Linked DNA regions of Mus musculus: regions 1 and 2 are each linked to region 3. Evidence: chromatin loops called from intact Hi-C (ENCODE). Cell type or tissue: heart. All regions are shown on one strand.

Evidence for each region. Peaks named below come from ENCODE experiments on the same cell type or tissue, not always from the same donor. Only the 100,000 strongest peaks of a DNase experiment are listed, where the experiment ranks them.
Region 1: it touches region 3 in a loop (2.7-fold over the local background); 10 of 42 quality-filtered maps call a loop at or near these places.
Region 2: a loop joins it to region 3, with 2.9 times the contacts of the local background. A loop is called at or near these places in 29 of 42 quality-filtered maps.

Annotation. Positions count from the first base shown.
Region 1 is chr19:45,153,573-45,161,572 of GRCm38, reverse strand. It overlaps Tlx1 (T cell leukemia, homeobox 1), which reads right to left. Exons shown (of 3, transcript NM_021901.3): 2 at 7,856-8,000; 3 at 4,630-5,679. The coding sequence ends at 5,457. Among named protein-coding and RNA genes, the nearest start is that of Tlx1, 6.9 kb to the right of the region's middle. In heart, a CTCF peak has its summit at 258 (motif pointing right); a DNase peak (open chromatin) is centred at 282; H3K4me3 peaks cover 2,428 bases; H3K27ac peaks cover 340 bases; H3K27me3 peaks cover 7,580 bases.
Region 2 is chr19:45,433,162-45,441,161 of GRCm38, reverse strand. All of the region lies in intron 2 of Btrc (beta-transducin repeat containing protein), which reads right to left. Among named protein-coding and RNA genes, the nearest start is that of Btrc, 73 kb to the right of the region's middle. In heart, CTCF peaks have their summits at 2,029 (motif pointing right) and 4,891; DNase peaks (open chromatin) are centred at 141 and 4,911.
Region 3 is chr19:45,231,545-45,239,544 of GRCm38, reverse strand. It overlaps Lbx1 (ladybird homeobox 1), which reads left to right and starts at 2,704. Exons shown (of 3, transcript NM_010691.6): 1 at 2,704-2,914; 2 at 3,904-4,642; 3 at 5,288-6,861. The coding sequence starts at 4,318. The coding sequence ends at 5,811. In heart, a CTCF peak has its summit at 3,924; DNase peaks (open chromatin) are centred at 2,784 and 3,214; H3K4me3 peaks cover 4,251 bases; H3K27ac peaks cover 460 bases; H3K27me3 peaks cover 7,282 bases.

The DNA.
Region 1 (8,000 bases), 78 kb after region 3:
CCAACCAAGTGCTCTCAGGCAAGGTTCTTTAACTTCTCCAGATGTATGTAAAGGAAAATAATATTTGTCTCATACGACGGTGTTTAGGAACGAACAGTATTTTTATATTCTAGTTCAGTACTCGGAACACTGCAAGTGCGCCACAATACTAAATTTTAGTACTATTTTTTATTCTTTTGTGCCTGATCCAGAAGAAGCCACTCCAGCCCTGACTCGCCTCAGAAGCTTACTCAAAGCGTCTCTCCTCCTGTGACCCCTAGAGGGCGCCGGAAACCCATTTGTCCCGAGTTTCTGAGTTTAAGCAAGGTCTAGTTCCCTTTTTAAAGCTAGAGGCCACCTTTGGATCACAAGGTGCCTTCCTCCCTGGGCGCAGGAAGAAATGTGGGGTCTGAAACCCCAGGGCTGAAAAAAAAAAAACAGCAGCAGCTCCCAGGACAGACTTCCTTTCTGAGGCGCACTGCGGCTGGGACGTTGCACCTGCCCCGATCCCCACGTCCCCTTCCACCTTCTCCCGCAAGGAGCTGGATCTCGGGCTTTGCAGGAGGTGGTAGGGGGCACTGAAAGGTCTGGGATTTTCTGGGGTCTTCTTCCAGAATTCAGGGCAGCCTGGCCTCCTCAAGACCAACCACGGGACCTCAGGGTTTCTTCCTTGCTAGGGCTGCAATAAGAAAGCTGAAGCTTGGGTTGGAGGAAGTCCCCACCCCCAGGCCCTCCTGCAAGAATTGGACCCTCCTCCCTCTGGGCTAGGGGAATCGGGGGAAGACCTAGAGAGCCTGTGGAACTAGCCAGGCACTGTGGCAGGCATCAGCTTGTGAGAGGGTAACCACAAGTCCCGGCAGTGAAACGTGCTTTCTGTGTGTGCCTGGCTCCACACACCCGCGGCTCCTCTTGTGCAACATTGCACATCCAGGATGTTGTAGGCTGTATACAGGAGTACAGGCTGGAATGAAGGAAGTGAGCACATTTATACTCATTCCCCAGCACAAGTGGGGTATCCCTAGTTCTCTATGCTTACCTGACTTCCCCATCCCCCATCCAACACCACTCCAGGTCTAGGTCACACCAGGTTTTCTCTGGGCTAATTGGAAAACCCGTCCTGGCTCCAGCCTGTTCCATCAGAATTCCCACAACCAGGAACCCAGAGGAGAGCATGGTGTGTGGGTACCTGAGAGAGGGCTTCTGCGAGCCAAACAGGCTCGAAGTAAATCAAAGCCAGTCTTGGCCAAGCTGGGATAGTGGTGGGAGCAACTGGGAGGGAGGGAAACCTTTATGAACTACACTAAAGTAGGAATGGGGAAGTTCCAGGGTGGGAGAAACCCGGGTCTGAGCTCAGGGACTCTAAGGAAAGGAGTAGCTACCTTCCAGCACTTCCAGCTGCTGAGCCCCAACTGCCTTAGCTTAGTAGCAGGCACCTGCTTAAATGTCTCAGAAGCCTACTACCTATACCAGAGTCTCTCAGCCTGTGTGGAGTCAAGATCGGGGGCTGAACTACCTTTTCAATGGAGTCACCTAAGACCATCAGAAAACACAGATATTTACATCCATGACAGTAGCAAAGTTACAGTTGAAAAGCAGCAACGAAAACATGTCTACTGAGAAACTGTATCAAAGGGTCACAGCACTACAAGGTGGAGAACCACTGACCTGTATTGTAACTCACAGGCCACAAAGGGACATTTATCTAAAGCAGGGCACCTCCCGGGAAGTCACGGGAGGACATCAATACTCATCCACCAGAGAGTGCCTGCACAGCCCCCAAGCACAGATCTGGCCACACAAAGCCTCCATTATAGTTAGCAGGTTGAGCCAGATTTTCTGTGTGTCGCCCACTGCACAACTTGGGGGCTCTTTGGTCCTCAGCTCCTCCTGGATTCCTGGGGCCACAGACTTCACAAAGTCTTAGCGGCTGCCCAGGACTCTGCGCTGGGGACTTGGTCATTGCCACAGGCTCACTCACACCTCAGAAGGAAATAGGCCTTTCTGCCTAGACAGGTTTGTTACTTCTGTTTCCTCTCTCAATGCCTTTACACACAGGTTATTATTTAGATAATTTTTCCCATTTCTGTTTTTTTTTCTTTTTTATGTGAAACAGAGTTTCTGACAGACATGATAGAAAACAGAGAGTTTCGAGTTTATTTTTTCTTGGAGCGTTTGGCCTTGACCCTCCTGAGGGGAGGGTGCAGCAGCTCTGTGCAGGCCTGGCCCGGCCACCGCCTTCCTAAGGTTGCAGCGCTTGGGAGCGCTCGGTGCACGCGGGATTCGCTGAGATTCGGGCCCAACGAATTCCCTGCGGAGAGGGAAAAGTACCGCGTTGCTTCTCGGCCTCAAGGATCCCCAAACTTCCTGAAGTCTGATACCCTTGGGAGGCCTCGCCCAGGGCCTGGGAATCCCCAAGCAGTCCCAGGAGAGAGCGAAATCCAGAGGCCCGGAGCAGGCAGGCGCTGTGGATAGTTCGTTTGGACTTCGTGCATCCGCCGCGGCGCAAGGAATGAACCCGGGATAAACTATGCTCTAGTCCCAGAACTTAGCAGAATCGAAGAGCAGCAGCGGGGCTTAAGGCTTGCATCTGCTGGTCCAATTATGAGCGCCAGGACAAAGCTATGAAGACGGAGAAAGTATCAGGCATGGGTGCCCAATTTTGTCTTCTCTCTCTTCAAGAGAAGGTGAGAATGGCTTTGGAGTCATTTGGGGGACTTTTATGTTTGGGCTCTGGGACCTCTGAGTTCCTCAGTTGGACAGCCTAGAGAGGAAATATCTATCGGGGCCCTCCAGTAAGAAAGGACTCGACCTTGTCCAGGATATCAAAAGGCACAGGTCGCACACAGAAGACTCTTCCATATTTCAAAGGTACAAACGGAGGGGATGGGAAACACCCGGGAAGAGATAAAGGTGGCGATCTAAAGCTGCAGCCCCACACCGAATTTAGAGGCAGCCAGTCTGGTCCAGTTTAGAAAAAAAAAAAAAAAAAAAAAACTCACGGCTCTGGGAAGTCACTTCTGGACTTTGCTTGGTACTGGGTGTTGCGTCTTTGAATGACTGCTCCTTAGAGATTACATGGACCCTCTCCTGGGTCTAATACAGAGCTTGCTGAAGCCAGTCCGAGAGCACCTGTGGCCAAGAAAGCCTGCCAGGGATCCTGGGTTTTCTTTTTACTCAGAACCAAGAGGCCCTTCCTTGGATGAGGGCGTCTCAGAGAAGCAAGCCCCCAGCCTACCCAGCCTCTTTTTCCTTGGGCTTTCTAGGTGGTAGACTCTTGGTCCCTGTATTACAACCTGCCATGAGTGCCAACAGCCACTGAACAGTGGCTTGGGTAAAGTTGGTGTAGGCAGTTCTGTGTGACTGTCCAGACCCCAACCACAGGAACTTCCCACCTACAAAATCCCCCCCCCCAAAGAACCAACTCCCAATCTCTTACTTAATTCCCAGTGAGTTCTTCCACCCCACTCCCACTCCCAGGCCCAAATCAGTTTCTTCTTGTTGTTTTACAGTTGGTCTGGTAGTTCAAAAAAAAAAAAAAAAAAAAACCAACCAACCAAACAAACCAAACCAAACCAAAACAAAACAAAACAAAACAAAACAAAAAAAAAAAAACAAGAGATGAGAGTGTGTGGGTATTGTAACCACTGCTCTGGCCCCAAGGTCCTTGGAAGTTCACTTTCATAGATTCCTGATAGTCCGGGCTGGTATTGAGAGTCTAGGTAGAGTACTAGGGAAGATTCTGGCTATACTTTTGACTCGGTGTCCTGTCTTGCTAGGAAAGGAACATAGCTCCTGCACTCCTTCATAGATGTGGAGCACCCTGAAGTGTACCCTGTACACTCACCTCACAACCTCAAGTGTGCACACACACACACACACACACACACACACACACACACACACCACCCCCTGCATCATCAGGGCTGACTTGCAGTTACTCACACCTAGCCACACACTCTCACCTGCAGGGCCAGCCTCCCACCACCATCCACACTTCCTGCAATTAAAATCACCATGCACAAGTACCTGCCCTACAGTGAAAACAGGGCACACAGGCACACACACGTGGTTATCCCTCGCTCTTAATTACACCTATACAATTAGAGATGATACACACTCTGAAACACATTTACCACAAAACCAGATTCACAAAGGAAAACTAATGTGTACTTCCACCATATTAACGTGATCCATATACAATCTTAAAACATGGATAATCACAAAATTACCCCCCAAATGGCTCATTCTTACATGGTCTCGCGCGCGCGCGCGCGCGCGCGCACACACACACACACACACACACCACTACTGTAAGCTCAACTTAAGGAGAAACAAACATTTTTTTACACTAGAACTTCGAACATAATCACGCCTTCAAATCTCATTACAAGCATTCACTAACACTAACAGGCTGGTTGCTCACACAAAACACACAGCTCTCGTTCCCAAAGACACCTATCCCACAGTTTCTCGAACTCTGGATGGCCTGGCTCCCCTCAGTGTCACCTTCTCCCTCTCTCTGATAATCTTGCCCACCCATCCCTTCCCCGGATCTAGGTTACTTGCTGCTGTTTCTGACGCTCCATCTTGCACCAAACCCAAGGAGCTGTAAAACGCTGGGCTCCTCGGCAGGGAGGAGACAGCCCCGAGTCCTGATCCAGAGGCTTTTATTATTTTTCCACATAAATTACACAAGCACTTTATAAAATGGTTACACAGAAAACACCTTATAAGCGCATAACTTATAAGGGCATAACTTACCCCCCTCCCCAAACAGGATCTGGAGAAATGGGCTGCATTTATGTGAAAGCCTGTCTGTGCATACCTGGGTGACCTGGGTGACCTGGGTGATGCTGGGATGTGTGGCTGAGGGCCTGACAGACCAAGTTTAGCTGTTGTGTGTGTCACAGTGTGACTATGGCCGTGTGTTTGAGGTCCGTGCTGTTTGGGTGAGTCTGAGAGTCACCCCAGACTATGCCCTACAACAAGGGTCATTTGCTGTGATCCTGTGTGTGCACTGATGCTCTGCGATAGGCCCCTGTGTGTAGCTCTGGGTGACACCAGGAGGGACAGTGGTATCACCTCTGTGTGGACCTCCGGGCTCTCCTCCCAGGAGAGGAACAGAGAGGTTTCCAGCTTTAGTACAGATGGCTGCCTGGGGATCCCAGAAGCCTTCCGGACCCTACTTCCTTTGGGTCTCTCTGTCCCATGTTAAAAATCAGTAAATTTTATGAAATAGAGGAAAACAGAGGATTCTGAACTGTTCCAGAGTGAGGGCAGGATCACACAGGCTTCTGGGAAGATGTCTCTGCCTGTATCCCCAGCCCTCTTCCACCGAAGACAGGAAGTGTCCGCAGGGGAGTGGAGGCGGTGCTTGGGAGCCTTGCTGAGAAGCCCCCCATTTCCCTCCTGCGTGCAGTCAGAAAGGGTGTCGAGAGTTCTGGTTCTCCGGAAAGTCCTCAACGGGCCTTGGGTCCTCACTCGCAGGCCGAAGCCACGGACGTGACGCTGGTGATTTTGGTGGAGTCGTCAGACCACGGCTGCAGGTTCTGCAGGGCGAAGAGCGAGGAGTTGTGCACGCACAGTGGGTCTGCAGGCAGCGGCTGGGCCAGGCTCTTCTGGAAGGCTTCCTGCTGCAGCTGCAGGAGGATGCGGTTCGCCTGCTGCCTCTCGGCCTCACGTTCCTCTGCTGTCTGTCGCCTGCGTGGGGAACAAGCAATTACTAGCCAGGACTCTAACCCTCTTCCCGCGCGCCTGCGCAGGCCCGGGAGCAAGCTCCCAGGAGACAGCCCCTTAGGCACCCCTCAGCTCTTTATGGCCCCATTAAGGCACTCTCCACTCTTGGGGGTCCTGACAAAAACATTGGAAACCCCAAAAATGGATGGAGCAGAAATGTCCCAGTCCCAGAGGAGCAATGAAAAAGCCCAAAACTCCTGGGCCTCCCCCATTAAGTCACATAGCCTACACTCTCAAGGGCACACCATGGATAAACTGGTCTATCCCAAGCCCAGATGCTATCCCAAGCCTGAAAGGCCCCAAAGACGTGCCTCTTTTTTCTCACCTCCAGCCTGGCCCAGGCCTCAGACCTCTGGTGCCAAACCCAGTGCCCCTAGGCTCTCTCCGGACTCACCAGCTTCCTCCCAGGCGGTCTAGAGAGGCTGTGACTCACTTATTCCATTTAATGCCGCCCCTCCACCCTGTCAACTGAGATCAAACGTCTGTCTCTAAGGTGGACAGACCTAATGGGAGTCCCCGGGGCCTCCAGAAGCAATTTGTAGGCGATCGATGAAACCGCTTGAAGCTCACGGCTCTTCCCGGGGCGAGGTGGACGCCCGCCTGTTCTCACAGCGCCTTTCTGACTTTTCCTTGTCTTTCTCTCTCTCTCTCATCTTCCCTGTCTCCCTGAATTTTAAACTACCCAAATGTTTTCCTCCATGCTCTGTTTTACCCCATGTTTTTTTTCTTCACCCCTTCTTTTCCTCTGAATTAGGGGAATTTGTTCGAAGTGAAAACTCACGTTTTAAGTGATCAGATCAGATACCTTCCTTCACACACAGATTTCTGGCTGCTTTCATTTTTCCCGCACCCCTCGCCCCACCTTTAAAAATATTTATTATAATTTTCTTCTAAAATGGACCATCTTTGTCCCTTCCCTTTGTGTTAAGTTCCCCTCCTCGCCTGTGGCTGGCTTTCTAAGCACCACCCCCCCTTCCACCGTCGAAAACTCGGGGGTACCAGCCACCCTCTTCAGCTAGCCCAGCTCTTCCTTTAACTAGCTTTCCAAAGGGCTGAAACCAGGTTCCCCACCCCTTCCCCAGCCACAGGAATGTTGGTGGGGGACAGAGGAGTCGCAGGGCCCGGGCTTCCTTTGTGGCCTCGAAGGCGGAATCTCGGGCAGATTCCTCGCCTTCATTCAGAAAAAGAGGAAACTCCAATTCCTTCCTCCCGCTCTAGGCCCGCCCGGAGCGGCGCCTCCGATTTTTGTTCCGACTCTTGCCACAGCACCTCCCCAGGGTCTGAGCTCAGAGACTCCCCGGAGCAAAGGGAGAATCAGAGGAGTGTGGAAAGGCTCAGGGGTGCACGGAGCTCAGGGAATAAAGCTGCTTAGAGTGTGTGGTGGCCTAATATTCGTAATAATTGGGGGGAAAGGTGAGCAGAAGATGAGGAAGGCCGAGGTGTATGCGGGGGGGGGGGGGGGGATAAAAGAAAATGAGAGCGTGGTGAGCGCTGTCGTCGGTGGATGACAGAAGGAAAATGTCTCTTTCTTCCTCCCTCACACCCATCTGCTTCTAATTGATCCTCCCCCTTTCAGTGGGACCCGAGAATCCCAGCCACAGCCGGCGCAGATTGATTTTCCCCTTCCAGGATGGGGGACGACTGCGCAGAGCTCAAGCGCCTGGGGAGGAAGCAGTAAGTAGCGGCAGCCGGCGGTCCGGGGCCCCAGACGCTCGGCGGAGAGTCCGGCTGGAGCGCGGAGACCTGGCGCGGCTCCCTCTGTCTGCACCGCTCAGGGTCAGGGGAGGTTCCACCCGGTAAAGGCAGGCTGGGCAATCAAAAGCCCCTAAAGGACTCCCTGAGTATTGAAATCCAGATCGCATAGACTGGTTTATAGGCCCATTTGCCTCAGCGGCAGAAATGAGCAGCGTCTACCCAGGGTAGACAGTGCTGTCCTGAAAGCCCTGAAGCGTCTCTTAAAACACAGGAAAGATTCTCCAACCCCACCAGGCTACTGCCCTTCGTTGTTTGTGGTCTCCAGTGACTGTAGGCGCTCACTCGTCTAAACCGATCGGAAACCAGCAAGCAGAGGGAGTGCGTGCAACCCGAGAGAGGCAGAGGAAGCCCGCTCCTCAGCCACCAGTCCGCCCCGTGAGCTCACCTCCATTTCGTCCTCCGGTTCTGGAACCAGGTTTTTACTTGCGCATCGGTCATTTTGAGCGCCTTGGCCAGAGCAGCGCGCTCCGCCGAAGCCAAGTACTTCTGGCGGTGGAAGCGCTTTTCCAGCTCACAGATCTGCAGGCGCG
Region 2 (8,000 bases), 200 kb before region 3:
ACATCTAACAAATACTGCAGAGAGAGGCAAGAGACAGGGAAGCAGAGACAACCTACAACAACAGCACGGGACAGAGATGTGAGGGACAAAGAGCTAACATTTAGAATACCCTAGAGGCTGGTAGGATTTTTCCGTTCCCACAGGAAATTGTGTAGCGCGGGGCTGCTGGCTACTCTGATCTCTTACATGATTGGCTTATTAAACCTAGAACATATCTGTTTTAGTTAACTTCAGGGTAGGGAGGGGGCAAAGGGGAGGAGAGAACAAAATGTACTTAAATGCTGAATTTTTTCTCCAGGCTGAATGCCTTTCATCCAATAAGACATTCAGAGCAGTGACCCAGCAAATGGATTGCAAAAGCAATCTTCCGTCCCGGTGCCACATTATCATTCCTGTTCAGTATTCTCCATGAGATATCTCAATCAGCTGTGTGTAAGTGACAACGCAGCCCATTGCTGGGTTAATTAAACATTTGACTTTAACACCCTCCCCGTCATTAAGCAAATAAAAACAGATAATTCAAACTGCACTTCATCCTCGGGGTACACAACACACATGTCAAAATTAAGAGAGTCCAAGGCCTCCGGGGAATTCTGTTGAAGCTATAATCAGTTTAAATCTTATCTGGTTTATCAATTATTCTATTGATTAAACCAAAGCGATTATACACAAGTCCTCTGCCACATGGGATTGATGTCAGCAGAGCAAGAAAATAACTCCAGGAGGTTCCAAACTGATTTAAAAAGCGACCAACAGACAGACCAATAATAGTCGATTATTACATACCAGTGATCCATACACTGCGGAGTTGATTCTTAGTTTCAGGCGGTGAAGTGAACTGTTTCCAATCACTATGTCTCACTGATATACCTTACAGTTGATGCCAGTAAATTTATGTTGTGGGAGATCAACATTTATTCTACTGATTTAAGCAGAGGCTAGCATGTTCAGCAGCTGAGATATATTTTATAGAGACTGGCCCCTAACTCTAAAAGAGAAAGAAAAACTCAGGCAAAGAGAACGAAAAACTTTAATTTCCTTTCCTATGTGCACATGGCCAGTAACAGGAAGGGCTGAAAGGGACACACAAGAGACCCAGTTCTTCTGAAATTCCCCCAGAATCCCAGCTATTGCAGTTTGAAAAACAGACTATAACATCACAAAGACCTTACCACAAAGAGTCATAATATCTTTTATTAATTCCAAGGGCAAACATCTTCATTACTATTATGAAAATATTAAGCTCTTCAAATAAAATCTTGATATCTGAACCCCAACATCATCCAGAAAAATTTAAGCACAATTTAGGTGTCCCCCTGTCCAATTACTGTGTACTGTCCTTCAAGTTTCCATGGCCCTTGACCCTCAAGGCCATACCTTTCTGTATGAGAGAAAAGCACTTACTTAAAACCCAGTAACAAAAATGGAGAGGGAGCATGTCGGGCCCCCCCCCCCACCTGAAACGTGCACCAGCCCTGCTCAGGAAGGGAACTGTGCACTGCCACGTGGGCACTGCATGTGCATTCAACCAGAATTAACTTATCTCCTTCAGATTTTCTGTTTTCGGGCAGACTAAGTAAGAAAACTGCATTAGCATGCTGTATTCTACATTCACCACTAGAAATACTGAGGGTGCTATTTGTAATTGTATTCTTTTTAAGGGGTTTGTTCTCTGCAGCTGTTTTCTGCTTGCAGTGTGTTTTGTGTAATCAGCACATCATCATAAATACATTGGCTGCTCCCCTGAGGGCGGCTGTCAGGGTTTAATTTACAGAACAACCTGGCCACTGTGAGTTGTAACACACTAGCACTATGGCAAATAGTTACCACACTCTGTGAAAAATGGGTTCCTATGAATTTTTATATCAAGAGCTTGTCCCAAGACAATTTAAGCTTTAGAAATACTGTTTAAAAGAAGTCCTTTCTACCTTGAATGGAACAAACGCATTGATAGGAGAAGACTTGAAATAACTCTCAAAGCCCAAGTGGGCACCAGCAAAGGTAGAGAAGAACAGAAAATTACCCACCAGCAGGAGGCACTGTAGCCAATGCATCTCCAAAGTCCCCAGAGACCCTGAAAGGATGTGCAAAAGGGAAAGAAAAACTATTCCAAGAGACATACTAGGGTATCAATCATTCTTTTCTGCTGAGATGAGTTATACTGGATATGATAATAAGTTCACTATTTTCTTAGACAGCTATTCAACCAGATACTTAGCTCAATGGATGGGAAAGGGGATGAGATGATAGGGATTCACATAATCCCTCCCCTTACGCACAAAGCTCCCGCAGAGCTTGCACAAAGGTTTGCAATATATGTTTAATGACTAACTAAAAGCTCCTTGAGGCCAGTGCCTGAATCTTAATTTATGCCCAATATTTAAAAACAACAACAACAACAAAAACCCACCTGGCACATACAGGTGAGTTGAGTGGAGTTATGGCCCTGTTATTGTAGGATTTAGATCTACATGATGTCAGAGGCGTTACACTCTACGAAGTATACGTTAATGTCAAGATGGTGCTTCACGCCTAGTCTCGGGACTGTGGAGTCAGAGGCATAATCAGAAGGGTCACTGACAATCTCAGGCCAGTCCTGTCTACGTAGCAAGTTCCACGCCAGCCAGGGCTACATGATACCCTGCCTCAAACAAGCAAGCGAGCAAACTCCATATCTTATTTCTAATTTGTTTTTATCAAAGTGATTAATATATGAAACGCAAGTAACTCAGTCTTAACAACAAAATGGACCCAAAATATTGGCATATTCCCAGGGCTAAGGAGCTGGCGCATGGGTAATCAGAGCTAAGCCTGTAATTCTAGCAAAGGGTGTAAGTGAATCCAAGGGCAAGCTTCTGGCCAGCTACATTTGCAGGACTGGGGAGACCCAGCCTGAGCAAAAAGATGAAAATAGGGGGCTGGAGAGATAGCTCAGTGGTTAAGCTCACTGGCTGCTTGTACAGAGGAGCTGGCTCAATTCCTAGCATCCACATGGCAGCTCAGGACTTTATAACTCCACTTGCAGGAGATCTGGAACCCTAACACAAACATGCGAACAGAACACCAGGGCACATAAAATAAATATATCTTAAAAAGTAGATGATGACAATGGATCACAATGAAGGATGACATCTGTCAATCTGGCTCATGTGCATGCACACTCACACATACACACCCTACAGACACACATTCATATTCAATACAATATTGGCAAATTCAAACGTATTTTAGTAATGAAAACCATAAGAAAAAAATTACAAGTTTTTCTGTGCTTTTTGCCTCAACTGAAAGAAAAGTTTCAAAAGGTCAGAAAGGCACCCAATGGCACTTTCTGATTAATGAAATGGCAGTGCACACACATTCCATATATCCAGTGAGTATTATATGAGTATATCTGCATATTAATGTATAATTCTGTTAAGAGATATTTTACAAGTTAGAATGCCTAGAGTTAAACCACAATATGGTTCATAATGCTTTGTTGGTTTGGTTTGGTTTTTCGAGACATGGTTGCTCTGTGTAGCCTGGCTGTCCTGGGACTTGCTATGATCAGGGTGACCAGGCTGGCCTCTAACTAAGAGACCTGCCTCCCTCTTCCCTTGAGTGTTGGGTGTGCGCCATCACTGTCTGGCCATTTGTTGTTGTTGTTGTTATTCTGTTTGTTGCTGTTTGAGACGGGATCTCTCTGTGCAGCCTGGCTGGTCTGGGACTTGCTGGGAGGTTGGCCTTGAACTCACAGAGATGCCTTTGGAGCTTACTTTTCGGTGCTGGGGCTGAAGGTGTGTATCTTCCTCGCTCCAGGCTTGATCTGTCTTCTGTTGCCTTCTGTGCTGCACAGAATTACATTGCATGATGTCTTTAGAAATTATTAAACTGTGCTAAATGTGGTGTCAAATGCCTATTACTTTAGCACTTAGGAGGTAGAGGCAAAAAAGAAAAAAAAAAAAATCAAGCATTTAAGGACAGCCTTAGCCACAATAATCAGTTCAAATCAGCCTCAGCTGAGATGCCTAACCTTGCCCCAAGGAAGGAAGGAAAGAAGGGAGGAAGGAAGGAAGGAAGGAAGGAAGGAAGGAAGGAAGGGAAGGAGGAAGAGAGAGAGAGAGAGAGAGGAAGAAAGGGAGGGAGGGAGGGAGGAGAGAGAGAGGAAGAGAGAAAAAGGAAGGAAGGAAGGAAGGAAGGAAGGAAGGAAGGAAAGAAAGAAAGAAAGAAAGAAAGAAAGAAAGAAAGAAAGAAAGAAAGAAAGAAAGAAAGGACGCAGACAGACAGAAAAGATTACCTACTTCACTGTGGAGGGTTTCAAACACACCCAAAATTATGTTAAAATTATATTTAAGCCATCTAGTAATTAATTTTTCCTATAGAAAAATTTCACTTTATGTAAGCAGAATCATATACTTGGCAAGATCTCATAACTTCTTTGGTTGCTTTGCTTTGTCCTGAGACAAGGCCTCATAGCCCAGGCTGGTCTCAAATACCGGGATCCAAGTACTGGAATTACAGTTCTGTGCTGCGCCCAGCTCACATCACCTTTAAATTTGTTCATTGCTGGAACGTAGTTCTTACCACCAGAAAGAAGTTATATTCAGGAATACTAATAAACCTTGTATTACTCATCCTGCCTAGTACACTAAGACAATTTATACAGAAAAAAAAAATGCCAGAATCAGTTTTTACAAATTAAAGGTTAGAAAACTTTAATTCAATTGAATAATTACTTTTGTTCATAAAAATTCTTTAATAAAATACATCTTAGCCATAAGAAATTAATCAGATGCTCCCCCCACCTCAATTCATAATTGTAAACATATTTGAGGACCTTTTGAACTAAGCAGGGTGGGGTTAGACTAAGGTCACTCTAAATCACATGACTACCTTCTCTTCCCTGGAGACCATGGAGTAGTTCCAGGGACTGCCATTAGAGAGCAGCACAGTACACACCATCAGTCAGAGCTCTTAACATTTCTCCCACTAAGGCTGGAATATATTCTCATTCTCTCCTCTCTCTCTCTCTCTCTCTCTCTCTCTCTCTCTCTCTCTCTCTCTCTCTCTCTCTCTCTCTCTCTCTCTCTCTCTCTCTCTCTCTCTCTCTCTCTCTCTCTCTCTCTTCAATTAGTGCAGTCAACAACTCCAGAAAAGAGTAATTCAATTAGTGCATTGTGGAGCTCTACAATACCTCTAAGCAGATGTTCCCCATCTTTGGGAACTGGAGCTAGGTTTCAAATACCTGTACGACTTAGATAACACCACTACATTACATCATTTGTCAAAGTGCTTACATATGATTCTCTGACTTCAAGGAAAAGACGAGAAAACAAACCTAGGCTAGCCTCTTAGAAAGGTTCTTATCAACGTAAACAAGTATAGAATTTTAGGCTGCAGTAATTCAGTTACATTTTCTAAATTATATTTATAACAAAATGCATCCTAGTACTCAAAAGGCAAGATCTCAAGTATGAGATCAGGCTGGGCTACAATGTAAGACCCTCTCTCAAGCAATTCAACAAAGCCAGAGGAAACCCCTCTCACCAAAGGCCAACTCTACCTCACTATACTTCACACAATATAATTGTAGAGGATTTTCCTGTTGTTATGCAGTGCTATAGCTTGGACCTGAGGCTTTCAATATCCCTCGCATGCACACTATCACTGAGCCACACCCCCAGGCCTCTTACTGTCTGCTGTTCTTGCCACAGTGTATGTAGCCATGCATTCCATACTGCAATGATGGTGGTGTCAAGATGGGGGTGTATTCACAGGAGGACAACCAGAACGCTGATCCCAAAATATGGCTATGAAAAGGACAGAAATCATGGCTGGTATTTTCCAAAGAAACAACAGAATTGGAAACAGTCTACGTGGGTAACGTGGATAAAGCAATCTTACAGCTCTCAACACATAAACAGACTTGTCATTCAGAATCCAGAAAGATCAGTCTCAGGACCCTCCAGTCCTCATCCTCCTAGCAAAGTATAGGAATCTCAAAAACAGTATATATTTGCATACAGCGTAGACACGTCCTCCCAAATAATTATGTCTAGATTACTTAACACCTATTAAATTGCAACTGTTATTCATATAATTGCTGTGCAGTATTGTTTAAGGGATAATACCAAGAAAAAAGTCTACTCGGTATACATCACTGGCCTAACTTCATTTTCGGCTTCAAAACTGGCTGACTCTGCACATGTAAAACCAAGGATATTGGGGATGGGAGACAACTGGTTATGAACAATTATTCCATATTACTACAAAACACTGTCGGGAACAATGAGTGAACTAAAGTTTGACTCCTTGAAAGAAATCTAATACAGCAAACAAAGGAAAGAAAAGAAACCTCGTGTCGACACTTCTCGCACATGGGTCGAGATCAGCACAGATTGGATGACTCCCTGACAAAAACCAATCGTAAAGAGGACATGTGACATACTGTCCTCTGGTGATCTTTTGAACCCTAAAGCTAATTCTCATAAGGTGTGATGCTGTGAAAGCCCTCAGCGTCTGAGCTGTTAACTAAAGCATTTATAATAAATACAGCATGGGAAGAAATGTTGTGGCCTCCCTGTATTAGGATCATTTCTTACATTCCAGATTTTCTTTATTTAAAAGAATGGTTGCAGGTTGGAGAGGTGGCTCAGCAGCTGACAGCACTGGCTGCTCTTCCAGAGGTCCTGAGTTCAATTCCCAGCAACCACATGGAGGCTCACAACCATATATAGGGGGATTTGCTGTCCTCTTCTGGCATGCAGCAGAATACTCATACATGAAATAGATAAACTAACTAACAGAAAGATTTGTTTCCTTTCATCTTCTGAAAATCAGTGAATGAGAAATCAATTTCCAGAAGAGTGTTTTTTTTTTAATCCCCCACTAAGTTAGACAGTGGGATCTTATAGCTTATAAGCAAGTGTTACGTCAATATGTGTGTTTTCAAACTACAGAGCAATGACTCGTTCTTACTGTCCTTGGTTTGGGCCTTACTCTCTAAGCACTCGATTTCTACAAGTAGCATGCAACTCTGGATACAGGGGTTAGGAGCTATTAGGAGGATTTAGTTCAATGCAGAGCACGTGAGCATGGCCAAGGCCCTGGGTTCAATTTTTCAAAAAAGCACTGACTGCTCTTGTACAGGACCAAGACTCAGTTCCCAGCACCCACGGGGTGACTCACGGCTTCCTGTAACTCCAGTTCTAGGGGATCCAACACCATCTTTTGGCCTCCATGGGCACTGTGCACACATGGTGCAAATGCAGACAGACAAAACACTGGAGTAAACAAAACAGTTCTTCTTAAGTGTTACTATAAAATACAAATTTTGCATATTAAAGTATTTTTCTTACTAAAATTTCAGTCTTTGATAAATTCACCATTTGAGTAATATCAAAATAGTGGAGGTTGGGCTGGAGAGATGATCAAACAATTAAGAGTATATTTGCTTTTCCAGAGGACCTGCATTCGATTCCCAACACCCACATGGCAGCTCACAACTGTCTGTAAACCCATACTCTAATACAAACATAAATGCAGGCAAGACACCAATACACATAAAATAAAAATACATTTAAAAAAAAGCAATGTAGGTTTGGGGCTGGTGAGACAGCTCAGCAGGAAAAGCCCGACTTTAACCCCACAAAGAGAGGAGAGGAACCTGTGGCAAGCTGTCCTCACCTCCACATACACGCCCTACACATATGGAATTCAAAATTTTAAAAATCTAACCAATAAACAAACACACACACAGTGGGTGAACTTGTATTTGCACAGCAACATCATGCCATGGTCGGCAGTGGGGAAGAGTGTCACTGTGGTCAGCAGCAAGGAGCAGACAACGCCACTGTCCACTCATACCTGTCCATAACCGCTTTCCTGACTTCCTGCTGCAGACACAGATGAGAGGCCTAACGTGACTCTTCCTCATGTTGGGGTTCTCCATAAGCCCTGAGACCCACGTACTGACTCGACTTTACCCTCACAGCTTGTTTCTGTTTCAGTGTTAGGTT
Region 3 (8,000 bases):
AGAAGGACTCTCTGAAGTTCAGGGACTGGGTAGCAATCCCTACGGGACAAAAGCCATCAGAACTAGTGGCCATTACTTATATAGAGTGGTGCCAGACCCAGACTGTCCTCTTGAGAAGGAAGTCTGGCTTGAGAGTAGGTGGTGGAAATGATTGGGGCTACCCAAGTAACCTGGGGTGAATCTGATGAGCCTGGGGGATGGGTTAAGTGAATTATTGTCCTTTGCTAAGAAACAACTTGTTTCATTTGGGTCTGCAGGGTTCCCCTTAGAACACAAGTCCATAACAATTTATGGAATATTTCTCCCCCCCTCTTTGTTTGGGATTTCCCCTAAATTAGACTACCAACAGTTATTTTGTCAGAATAATTCCTTCCATTGGAGATGGAGTGAGGCTGGACTCGAGCCACAATAATTCAATGCTCAGGGACACAGGAACAGCAGCCTCTGCAATGGGTGTCCCTGCAATGGGTGTCCCTGCAATGGGTGTCCCTGCAATGGGTGTCCCTCTGGGGCAGCGGAGGAGATTTCAGGGTCCAGCTAAAAAGTCCCTGGGCGGGTGACTGGGGTGTGTGAGGAGTCCCGGGAGGGCGTGTGGATAGGAAGAGGAAGTCGGAACTTTGGCGACTGGGTTTCTTCCAATCCTCCCACTGAACTCTCTGATTCAGAAGCTTGCTCTCCTTTTTGATTCTTGTGATCTCTCAACTCCTCTGAGAGCACCGTCTGGCCCAGGGCCATTCCCCTCCACCTTGTACAATCATTTTGACCTTATTTGCTGTATGGGAACTCATCTGACATCTTTGATGGGTAAGAACTGGGTGTCTCCCAGGAGTGGGTAGATCCAGTTTGCTTGGAGTCCCCTGAATGAGGCTCTTGTACTCAAGGGTCCCAAACTCTGGCAGGAGAGAAGGGGAAGAGGAGGGGGAGTGTTATCACCAACTCAGAGTAGACACCATTGCTCTTCAGGAGGGGTACTAAAGACCAGTGGATTTGGGTTCCCAAGATTCTAGAAGACCCCAGGTGTACCACACAGCTTTTTTTTTTCTTGGGGGCTGGGAAGTTGAAGATAGGGTAGACTTTCAGGTTCAGGAAAAGGAGGCAGCCAGGGCAAGTAAATAGGTTTCAAGGTGGCCTGGACAACTAATCTGGGCAAAATGAACAGAAACATCAAAATGCCAGGTGGCACCACAGCTCCTTGCATGCTGAGCTCCTGGCTGAGGGGCTAACCAATTAGGCCAAAGAAGCAAAACCACAGGATAGGGCAAGGCAGGAAGGGGAGGTGCATGGAGGTAAAACAGCAAATGACTGTAGAACGTCAATGAAATTGACAAGATATGAACAAAGATCTCAGAGAGCATGGGTCTTTCTGCTCCCCAGTTCACATTCCACCCCTCTCGGCAGTTTCTCAGAAATCCTCAACTCTCCCTGTCTTCAGAAACTGGGAGGTGAGCCACAACGCTGGGCTTAACTTTAAGGTGTAGTCTTCATCAAGGGCCTGGTGTTATAACAGGGAAGGGCAGGATCCTGAAGGCAGGAAGTAGGGAGAGAGCAGATGTACCCTGTGCCCTCCTTCAAGGCTTCCCTGGCCCTTTCTCCCTCTTGTTCCTTCCACCAGTCCCTAGACCTTCCTGTTACAAGGCTTAGCACCTCCTGGGGCTTCCAGGGCATCAGGGATGACAGAGAGATTGGGAGGTGGGAGGCAGGAGATGCTGCTGCATCAGGACCTGGGATGGATCTGTGGCACTCAGGAAACTCCAGCCTCTACTATCAGCATTTCTGCCTCAGAGCACCCCCTACCTTCTCCCCACCTCCCGAAGATGCAGGGTGAAGTCTGGGAAGGAAGTAGAAAGATGGCTTCTAGCATTCCCAAGCAGGCCAGTTCCCCCATCACACTGGGAACTCCAGGTACAAATCCTTTTCTCTACTCCTCAAGGCTACAATGCCATGAATCCAAATGATTAAATAAATATCAGGCCCCTGCACCGAAGAAGCCTGTTCCAGTCCCCAGCCCAGCTAAGTCCCCCCCCCCCTCCCTCTCTGCCTATAGGGAGGATCCCATTCTTTCTGTCCCACTCCCTACCCTGGTCCACAAATTCTCCAGCTGCTCTTGAAACCTTTCTCTGACCCAAGTTGTGCTTCTGGAGTACACAGACCATCCAGGAGTTTACAAACAAAGCAAGTCTGATGTGTGCAGCTAGTGAAGGGAGAAGTATTCTTCCGTCTGGTTCCTACACCCTCTTACTTTCCTCCTTTTTCCAAGAGAAGAAGTGGAAAATCCGGGCCCAACATAAACCAGATGGAGTAGCAAGAGAGAAGAGGGCCCCAGAGCACAGCCCCACTGTCGCGTTTTAAGGGAAAAGAAAGGCATAGCTGAGACTCAAACCCGCCTAAATGCCCAGAGATCCATAAACGGTTAAAAAAAAGACACACGGAGTACCACACGCCAAAACACACGTTAAAAAAAAAGAAAGAAAGAAAGAAAGAAAGAAAGAAAGAAAGAAAGAAAGAAAGAAAAGAAAACCAAACATTTTCAAATAACGATGCACACAAAATGCTCGCCTAATATTCAGAGATTCCAGGCCCTGGGATCCACAACCAGATTCTCCGGCCTCGCTGCGAGTTTCTGAGAGCACAGCCCCAGCCCTGGCCCGGCCCCTTCCCGGCCCCCACCCCGCATCCGGAACAGCTGGAGTCGGGCCGTGCTGTACACTCAAGCCCTGTGCCCGGCTGGGCGGGGCGGGCAGCGGGGCCCCGGCCCTGGCCGGGGCAGAGAGCAGCGGGGAAGCCCGGAACCCGCCCGGGTAACCCCGACACCCGGCCGAGTTTCCGTCAGACGTCCGTCATCAGACATGTGGTGGCCCTAGCTTGCCCCGAGAGCCACGGCGGGAGGAAAGAGTGTGCAAGATTGCAGAAGGAGGTAGGGCGCCCGCCTCAGGCTCAGATCAGGGGAGAGGCGTGCAGAACAGCCAACTCCTCCCTCCGCCTCTTCGGGTGGGGAAGGCTGAGCCCTCCAATTGTTCCCCTCCCCCAGCCCTTAGGATCCCCACCTCTGTCCCGTGTCGCCCACCCAAGGCTGTGCAGCCCGCTCTGACCTCCTAGGGGCCAGCCCCCGGAGCCTTCAGCTTCTCCTTTTCTCGGGCTCACGGCCCAGGGCTGGGGTTGGGGGGTGGGGGGGAGAGACAAGAGTGTGTAAGAATAGGGACGCTGGCTTCTTGATCTGGGATCATCAAAGTCCACACTGGGTAGCAGCAGGACCCGCCTGGGCTCCAGTTCTTACCTGGCCCGCGCGGCGACCGCGTCACTCCGCGGCTGGGGATCCTGGTACCCTTCTCAAGCTTCCCAACTGCGGCTTGCAGAGCCTGAGATCTCCGGGCTGGTGCTGCCATCTCGGCCAGGCCGGCGGGAGACGGGTGTGCCCAGAGCACTGCTCTCAGTTTGGGGTGGGGGGTGGGGGGCGGTGGCTTTTTAGTCACCCCAGGTTCGGGAGCAATAAAGGCACCTCTAATGTAATTTACAAACATCTCGGGCCGAGCACGGCGTAGAGCCGGGACTGACAGGCGCATTAGGCAGGCTAATTCCAGCCGGCTCCTCCTACCCCGGCCCGCTAATTAATGAGCTTCCCAACTTAGAGCCGCCTGCATTGGACAGACAGAGAGTGAAAGAGAGGGCGAGGGAGAGGTAGAGAAGGAGAGGGACGGGGGGAGCAGAGTGGAGTGAAGAGAGGGAGGGAGGGAGGGAGAGAGAGAGAGAGGACAGGGAGGAGAGAGAACAGAGAGAAAGAAGGGAGAGGAGAAAGAAGGGAGAGCGAAGAAAGAGAAGTTCAGCTGCAGATAATTGATTACTCCTCGATCAAGGCTAACTTGTTAGCAATAGTCAATTGCCCCGTCTCTCCGCCTCCCCTCGCAGTCCGGGATCGGCGCCCTCGCCTCGGTTCTTCCAACTGCCGCCGCCAGGACCCCGGGCCAGGAGCCGCCGCGGCGGAGCCACCTGACACCTTTAAATAGCACCGGGGCTGGCGAAACTGGAGCCCGGCGCGGCGCTTCCCGGCTCCGGCCCGGGCTTGCTGGAAACCCCGGCGGTGGCGGCGGCGGCGGCGGTGGCAGTGGCGGCGCCCGCGTCAGCGCTTTCCTCCCGGGGCCCCGCGCCACTCCGCTCGCCCGGGTCGCCGCGCTAATCGGCCGCTTGCCCATCCGCGCCCTGCCCGGCGCGGCCTCCTGCCCGCCTCTCGCCTTCCTCTCGCACCGTCCAGCGTCCGAGCTGCCCGCGGGCTGGGTCCCCCCGGCCCGAGCCGCCCCGGCCGGGCCCCCAAACGAGGCCGAGATGACTTCCAAGGAGGACGGCAAGGCGGCGCCAGGGGAGGAGCGGCGACGCAGCCCTCTGGACCACCTGCCGCCGCCCGCCAACTCCAACAAGCCGCTGACGCCGTTCAGCATCGAGGACATCCTCAACAAGCCGTCCGTGCGGAGAAGTTACTCGCTGTGTGGGGCGGCGCACCTGCTGGCGGCCGCGGACAAGCACGCGCCGGGCGGCTTGCCCCTGGCGGGCCGCGCTCTGCTCTCGCAGACCTCGCCTCTCTGCGCCTTGGAGGAGCTCGCCAGCAAGACCTTTAAGGGGCTGGAGGTCAGCGTCCTGCAGGCAGCCGAAGGTAGGCACAAGTCTAGATTCCCCTGCGCCCAGTCGCCCACACGCAGTGTCCTGCCCTTCGTACCCCCTGCCTCTGCCCACGCCGGCTGCCAGGCCCCTCCAGTCCTGGCTTCTGCAGCTGAGACTGGGGACAGGGGCGCAGGAGCCTAGTTCCTAGGGACCTCTGAGGTGATCTGAGAGAGGTGTGAGAACCCAAGCTCTTCCCGGAGTCTGGCCGGCTACCTAGGCTTCCCGTCCGCTTGGACTCTCCTAGACTTACTCCTGGACTGGGAAGAGGGCGAAATTTTTTTTCCCCTGACAACTCCTGGGTAGGGTGGAGTCCGGCCATTGGAAAGGGGTGGAGAATCGGTGTTCACAACACATTTAGGGAGTCTCTGTGTGGTTTCCTTGCACTCTGTGAGACTTTAGCTCTTTCAGACCAACTGTTAGGGAGCAGAAATTAAAACATTTTTTTCCTAGGACTTTCAGGAGACCAGAGACAGGAGGTGTCCCATGGCCCAGTTTGCTCAGGTTTAGAGAGTGGAATCGAATTGGAGAAGAAACAAGAGCGGGACCCCGGGCCTGAGTCGGTTGGAGAGTTATGGGAGAGAGTCTGGGTGGGGTCTTGACTCTCTCGTCGCGAGCATACACTGTCATTTCTTTCCAGGCCGCGATGGGATGACCATCTTTGGGCAGAGGCAGACGCCCAAGAAACGGCGAAAATCACGCACGGCCTTCACCAACCACCAGATCTACGAGTTGGAGAAACGCTTTCTATACCAGAAGTACCTGTCCCCGGCAGATCGCGACCAAATTGCGCAGCAGCTGGGCCTCACCAATGCACAGGTCATCACCTGGTTCCAGAACCGGCGCGCCAAGCTCAAGCGGGACCTAGAGGAGATGAAGGCCGACGTGGAGTCTGCCAAGAAACTGGGCCCCAGCGGGCAGATGGACATCGTGGCGCTGGCCGAACTCGAGCAGAACTCGGAGGCTTCGGGCGGTGGCGGCGGCGGTGGCTGCGGCAGGGCTAAGTCTAGGCCGGGTTCTCCTGCGCTGCCCCCAGGCGCCCCGCAGGCCCCGGGCGGAGGACCCTTGCAGCTCTCGCCCGCCTCTCCACTCACGGACCAGCGGGCCAGCAGCCAGGACTGCTCAGAGGATGAGGAAGATGAAGAGATCGACGTGGACGATTGAGCTGCGCCCTGGACCTCCTGCCGCCCGGGCCCCCAGTGCCCGCATGCCCGCCGCCTCCCGGATCGGACCGCTAAGGGGAGCTGGGACCTCCTCTGCACCTCCCGCCTCCACCCTTGTCCCGGGGCCGGGCTTGGCCCCTGATAGCCGCCTCTTCCTTTTCGAAGCAATAAATCCGGGCCGGCCGGCGGGGCCGGCCGCCACACGAGGCCTCCGCCGCCCCGGAAGCCCTCGCCGTGCAATTCTGTATGGCTTCTGTATAAATATTTAAGCCTATATAGTGGGTTCCTCCCACCACAGCTTGATTATTTTCTTTCTTTTATTATGATTATTATTTTTTTTTAATCTCAGAGATTTCGATGTTTTCAAAGCCCGGGTGCTGCCGGGTCGGCTGACGGTGAGGCGGACTCGAGAGCGGCGAACACTACTAACTCCTGCGGTCTAGAAGCTGTTTTAATTTTTTTCTGCATGTGGCGAATGCACCGGTCCGCTCACCTCTCTCGGCCTATTACAGTTGACTTTTAATTTCCTTCTGCCTTTTTTTCCCTCCGTGAGAAGGGGGGGGGGGAGCCGGGCCCTGACTTGCAAGTTTCAAAATCGATCTTTTCTTTCCCCAGCGAGAGAAGTCTGCTTTCGATGGCGTGTCTGCCTCCCGAGGCCCACTATTTTTTAAAATTCCTCCAAATCTTCCTGCATTTTCTCGGACTGATTGCTGAAGTCTGGCTCTTAGGGAAAAAGCAGGGAAGCACCCAACCAGTCATGGAAAACAGAACCCAAAGCCCTAGGAATTATTTTTTACTCTTTAAAATTTTTTTCTTTTTGCATGTGACAGAGACCTAAAGAAGGATGACCCAAGCGCTAACCCTCACCTCCTCTGTAGCTCTGGGTCCGTCTGTCAACATCTCTCTCCCGTCTCAAGTTGGCCATTCGAGGGTGGCCCAGGGAGGGTGGGTTCCGGGTGCCCTTTCCCAGCTCCTGCCTTGCCCTCTCTTTCTTCGACTGTACCCAAGGCCTCTTCCTCCGATAAATAAAGTCTTTGCCATTTTACTAGAATGGACCGCGATCGCATTTGCGAGAATGGGCCGGATTTACCCGAAGCAGTCGTAGGTTAAGATTGTCCCTGTTGCCCCCTGTAGGTCCCACCCGCCTTGGAGATTTCGGGGAAGTTTCAGGGCAGGCTTAGGAGGAACAGACAGGCAGTGGGAGGAAGCAGTGTCTTTTGCCCAGGCCCAAAAGCACGCAGCAGCTACTAAGTGGACTGTGAAGCCTGCTTCGTCGGGTCCGGGTTAAAAAAAAAAAAAAAACAAACAAACAAAAAAACAAAAAAAAACCCAGGCTTGCGATTGTAACAGAAAACTCGTTTGTACAAGGAAGGCTCCAAGGTATGGCAAGACTTTTCCCGCTGTTTTGCGTTCCACCCCTGACCTCCGCAGTGTACCCATGCGGCCTCCACGACTGCCAAACACGGACACCCTGGCAGGTGCCACTCAGTGGAAGATAAGGGTGGAGCCTGGAGACGCTCAAGTTATGGTCATGTCCTGAGGGCTTCAGCCTGGTTTGGGACTCAGCACCTAGGGCATCCTGAATTACACTCGTGGGCTTTCAGGAAAGCGAACCCCAAGTGTCTGGGGGTTGTAGGACATTTCTAGTAACATTTACAGACGCTGGCCCGGAGCTTGACTAGCGACAGGACTATAGGTGTCCCGGGACTGCTTCCTGGATTTCCTTTGGGCGGCTGGGCTAGGGGCTCAGGCCGCTTTCACTTTCCTGAACTGAGTAGGGGGGTTCTCTCTGGGCTTTTGTTGTCTTTGGGCTGGCGAGTGGCCGCTGTCACCAGAGTTGGGTCCCGCCTCCAGGCCGATGGGCTCCCTTTCTCCGAAAAATTGATGTGAGAAACGCGCATCTGGTCTCGGGCAGGCGATGGGGCCCCGGGGCCTGAGTCAGGAACGTGCGTGTCCAAGGAGGAAGCTAAGTGACAGCCAGAAACAGGAGAAGGGAGCACTGAGAGATGCTAGAAGCTGAGCGAGGGGGTGAGAGACTGAGAGTCAGGGGAGAAAGAGAACCATTGATAGAAACAGGGGCAGGGAGACGGAGGGGAAAAAGGAGAATGGGAAGAGTCGAGGAGAGGAGAGAACAGAGACCAGAGAAGGCAAGAAGCGGCCGGGCAGCCGTGCGGGCCTTACGGCCGGTTC